Regions from separate parts of the Homo sapiens genome. Here region 1 is linked to region 2. Evidence: chromatin loops called from intact Hi-C (ENCODE). Cell type or tissue: heart left ventricle. All regions are shown on one strand.

The links. A loop is a pair of places that touch in the nucleus more often than their neighbours do. Peaks named below come from ENCODE experiments on the same cell type or tissue, not always from the same donor. Only the 100,000 strongest peaks of a DNase experiment are listed, where the experiment ranks them.
Region 1: a loop joins it to region 2, with 2.3 times the contacts of the local background. A loop is called at or near these places in 5 of 110 quality-filtered maps.

What each region holds. Positions count from the first base shown.
Region 1 is chr10:31,583,260-31,585,759 of GRCh38, forward strand. No RefSeq gene overlaps it. Among named protein-coding and RNA genes, the nearest start is that of MACORIS, 120 kb to the right of the region's middle. RefSeq lists an enhancer at 1,172-1,672. In heart left ventricle, no CTCF peak of the experiment used is centred here; a DNase peak (open chromatin) is centred at 1,212; H3K27ac peaks cover 1,266 bases.
Region 2 is chr10:31,696,983-31,699,482 of GRCh38, forward strand. All of the region lies in intron 1 of MACORIS (macrophage enriched lincRNA repressor of IFN-gamma signaling), which reads right to left. Among named protein-coding and RNA genes, the nearest start is that of MACORIS, 9.2 kb to the right of the region's middle. In heart left ventricle, no CTCF peak of the experiment used is centred here; DNase peaks (open chromatin) are centred at 759 and 1,049; H3K4me3 peaks cover 1,548 bases; H3K27ac peaks cover 2,500 bases.

The sequences.
Region 1 (2,500 bases), 110 kb before region 2:
AAGCTAGCTGCTGCTCTTGCCCTAGAACAGTCCAGGGCTATCCTGGAGGATTTTGTTTCCTTTTCTAAATTCAGAAATATCCTGGGATGCAACAGCTTTCTGAGTTGCCGGGCAAAACATCCAACAGCTTTTGGCCTCTGTCTCCACCCTGAAGAGCATGAAGTCAGCATTTCCCCAAATGTGAGCAAAACAGCAGCTAAATATAAGCTCCTGAGTAACAAGGGGGAGGTGGATAGGAATGAGGTGTCCCCTCGCAGGAAGAGCCACTTGCTGATAAAAAGGTGAGATGCAGGGCCTGTGCTGGGGCTCGCTCGCTCCCTGTCCTGGCTCTGCAGGGTGGGTTGCGCTCACCTCCACACCCGGGCTGCAAAAAGCTGAGAACCTTCCCAGTCACCATAGTGACAGAGCCAACAGATCCAAGTGAGGAAGGCAGCTTCCTAAATTGGAGTTATTCCGAGTTAATAACTGATTTGTCTGTGGACAACGACAGCAGTTATTTCACTGAAAGACACGAGATGCCCAGAATCTTTAGAGCTGTAAGAAAATGCCCTTCTCTCTCCAACTGTGTGGGTTATTTTCTCTGTTCGCTGTCGGTAAAATTGCTTGGGCAATGGTCAGCTTACTGCCCCAGATGCAATCGTATGCATGTGGTGGGAAGAGAGGGTTTGTGGGGGATGGGTAGTGGCGGTGCATCCTTCCAGGAGGTGGAAACCTGGGCAGTGGAATATTCCACCCCACGCCAATACCCCAACATCAAAACACGACGCCATGCAAAGAACTAGCCAGCCTGCCCCAGTGTCCTCTCCTTTGCTTGCTGGGAGAGTCGGGGAACAAGCCCCCCGCCCCCGACCTTCCCACACAGCTCCCGCATCCCACAGGTGGGGATGAGCCCTGTGTTGATGTGAAGGAGCAACAGAACACGCCCAGCAGTGGAGGGGAAGCCAGGATGGGGAGCCAGTCAGTTCCAAGCTCATTGCTCAAACCTGCCGTCATTCATTGGCTGGAGGGTTTCAGTTCTCCACCCCTAATCAAAGCAGAGATAAGGCTGGGGCGGGGGGCGGGAATAACACGGTCAGGAAATGCCCACTCCCTCCCTGCCTTGACCAGCTGGGAGGTGCTTAATCTTTATCACCAGAAGCTGCCCGTCTGCTGGGCATGCCCAACAAGCTGAGAAGACCGAGGAGGAAGAGGAGGAGCAGGATGGAGCCTCCCTGACTTCCTGCCGCCACACCCCCAGCTGTGGCCTCCTGCTCCTGCAGACCTCACCCCTGTGAGGCCACTCTGCTCTATCCCTGCCCCCACCTGTGCACAGCCACACACGACAAGCCTGTGTGACCACCCTGTCACCTTCCCCAGGCTGCAAACTGGAAAAAGCAGAGGCCAACCCAAGCTAAAAAGCCCGCTGATGCCGGCCAGTTGCAAGACCGCCAGCGATGGCATTGGGAATGGGGGTCCGAGGCTCCAGACTCTGCCCCAACGTTCCCCAGTGAACTTGGGAGAGGCCTGCAGCAACCTGAGCCTCGGTTTCCCTGCCTGAACAATGGGGAGCTGTGCATTTAGGCATGGATGAAAGGTTCTGTGAGTCAGGGTGGGAGGCGCTGTTCCTTCTGCTCATGGGGCTGTGGCCAGGTGCTGCCTCCCCAAATCCTGGCCCCTTGCTGGGCTGTGATGAGTTGAGTTCATGTCCATTCTCTTCACCGCAATTAATCTTCATTCCAGCCTTCCCCTAGGGCAGGCCTGGCCCATGAAACAGGCACTGTGATTTTATCTGCTGCTTAGGCAGCGAAGAGAAAGATGCCGTCATTGTTTCCCTCTCTGAAGCAGAGGATAAAGCACTTTCTGGGCTGCTAAACCAAGAAAAGTGTTCCTGGAAATCTTGACGTCTTCCTTGCACCCCTCCTTCACCTTTCTCTCCTTCCTTCCAACAGCAAAGGATTGCTGCCAAATGGCCATAGTCATTCACATTATGTCTGGTGACACTCTTTTCAGAAAGTTACCACGTGGCGTCTGCTACTGAAACTGTACATAACTTTTGGTTTAGTGTCCTGCCGAAATAAATAGCTAAGGCTATGTGTACTAGGTTGTTTATGGCAACGTTTTTTACAGTGACAAAAAAGGGGATACCTCATATATTCAATTAGGGAATGGTAAATGAAAATATTATAAAATCTATGCTGTACTGTGAGATATTATGTAGTTATTAAAAAGAACAGGTTAAAGCCAATTAGTTACCAATAAACAGGTTCATTAGGTATTAGAAACAAGCAAAACCTCCAACAGCTTTTGGATGAGTGGCTGAATTGCAGGTGTGCACCACCATGCCTGGTGCAGGGTGTATAGAATGATTTCATTTCTGTAAAAAAAGGAATTTAAGATTGGAGGGAGCAGAAAAGTTTGTGGGTTTTTTTTTTTTTTTTTTGACAGTTTCATTCTTGCCATCCAGGCTGGAGTGCAATAGTGCAATCTCAGCTCACCGCAACCTCTGCCTCCCAGGTTCAAG
Region 2 (2,500 bases):
GTGTAAGCAGCAGGTTCCTTAGCAATGTGTGCAGTATGAGCCCAATTTAAAACAAAACAAAACAAAACAAAAATTATCACCGGAATTCTAGGTAGATCTCTGGCTACTGAGCCTATGGGTGATATTCATTTTCCTCCTATATCACCTATATGTGTTTCCCATATTTTTCAAATGTGCTATAATGAGCATGTAGACACAATGACCTCTGAAAGCAGAAATAAAAAACAATAAATGTCCTAAGAGAAAAATTAAACTGTGCTGGCTCACAGCACGGCAGGTCCGATTCACTGATGCAGTCTCCATTCTGGAAGATTTCTGTGTTTGTGCCCAGAAGGGAAAACAAAGGCAGCAGACGGAGTCTGTGAGGAAATCTACTGGAAACAACATCCTGAGTGAGGAAAGCAACAAAAGAGCCACCTCCCTAAAAGCAGCCCAAAGTGGCAATTCAAATAGTAAAAATGACGCAGGGATTTGGAAACAAAATCCCAGCTTGCAGTCAGAGCTTCCTGAGCCAGTGAAAACAGCAAGTGCGGAAGAGGAAGCCCAGGCTGCCCCATGTCCCCAGGGTCCACGGCTGCCACCTTTGCCAGGACCCCTGGGGGCTCAGAGAGAGCTCCATTCTTCTCCTCCCAGGTGGAGGGTCAGCCCTGTGCCCCAGGTGCCCAGCAGTCTAGGGGGCATGCCAAGTTTTCCCTGTGGGGAGCAAGGCTGCCCTTGGACAGGAACCCAGAAATGGCCTGAGCCGGGCCGGGCATGTGTTTCACCTCAGGCCACCTGCTTCCTGCTGGGCTGCGCAGCCGGGAGCCAGCGAGGCGGACACAATGGGCAAGACCCACGTCACTTTCTTAGGGAAAGAAAATTACTCTTTGTGGACCGAGAGATCAAGACAGGATATCTATAAGTGTTTAAAGAAAAGCCCAGTCTGCAGTCCCCTCCCTCCCCAAGCACTTCCGAAATGTCCCTCAACACACCCGGCTCTTTAAATATCCAAACCCAGAATAAATGTGCACACAGCATTTCCCCCAGCAACGGGGTCCACGCGGCTGCCAGCTGAGTCACAGATGTTAGAGCTGGGCCGGGCCTCTGAGATCACCAAGTTCAGGCTAAGAGCAGAATGACCAGCTCTCGGTGCTTCTTCCCTGTGCAGACACTTGCTGGCTGTGTCACTGCTGGGCACCTCTCCTCTCTCAGTGGCTCCCTGGGCTGTGCTGGTGCCACTCAGGTCTCCCTGTGCCCTTAATAACCACTGAGCCACCCAGCCTAGGCTGCTAGGGCCATGCTTTTAAATGAGATGCTGAGTCTAGAGAGGAAAAAGGACTCGCTGCATTGCACAACTTGTTCCTGGCGTAACTGGAGCTAAAACCTGGCGTGACTCGTCTCCTCCAGCTCTTTCCTGGACTCTTATGGACGTCTTGCGTCTGACGATTGTTTTGTGGGGCCATCCTGTGATGGTGCGGGTGATTGCTATAGATTACAAGCTGTTGAATGTACTTTCTTTGAGATCCCTCCAGATAGGTTTAGACAGGCATTTTCTTAAGTTTTGGATTTTTATCAACTTGGACTATATCTATGGTTTGGTTTTGTTTTTCATAAAAATTCTTTTTGGCCTCTGGTAAAGATAAATTCCACCAGACCTCAAAATGTGAAACAGACACAAGCAGACCTGATCTGGTTGGAGCAGGAGCAAAATCCCAAAGCTCCCTCTCCTACAGCCTCCCTCTGCTGCACAACCCCCATGTCCTGGGACTCATAGCTCTGAGCAATCATTTGCAAAACACTGGGCCGTCAGTATCTGATGGACTTGCTCGTATCTGAGAATCTGTGATTCGTGATTATGTGACTGTAGATAATGAAGAAAACATCCCCAGGTTCCTACCCTATCCTCCACCTAACTTGGCAGCATAGAGTAACAAATAAGGATGAGGAGAGATCTGACAGGTGTGCTAAATTTAAATGCACCCAGGGGTCATCAGTGAAATGTACACGCCCAAGCCCAAAATAAATCATTCATTCTTTCATTCCTCCAACAAAAATCGACTGCTAGGCACAGCAGATTATATGCAGGAAAGTAATTCACAGCCTTTATTCTTAAGGAGGTTTGGGTTTTATGTAAGAAAGTCTGACATCTAAATACAAAGAAAATTATAAACACTTCCAATATAATGTCTTTCAGATTTTCATGATCAAGAGCCGCCCTTTCCAGCAAGAATCACCATCAATGGCTTCATGGAAGAAGTGGCATTTGAAGAATAGTGTGATTTTGACAGGTGGAGCTGGGAGAGGAGGGCACTTCAGAATGAGGAAGCAGCATATTCAAAGGCCTGGGGGCCATTTGGTCATACAGGCTGAACCATATTCACCTCTAGGAAGCACATTCAGGTAATAGTGAAGGGAAGGGCAGCCATGGAATCAGCCACGTGGCAGCCCTGCTGGAAAGCACAGGTGTGTTCAAGAAATCCTGAGCTTGGGCACACCATGGGAGGGATCTGAATGGGGAAGC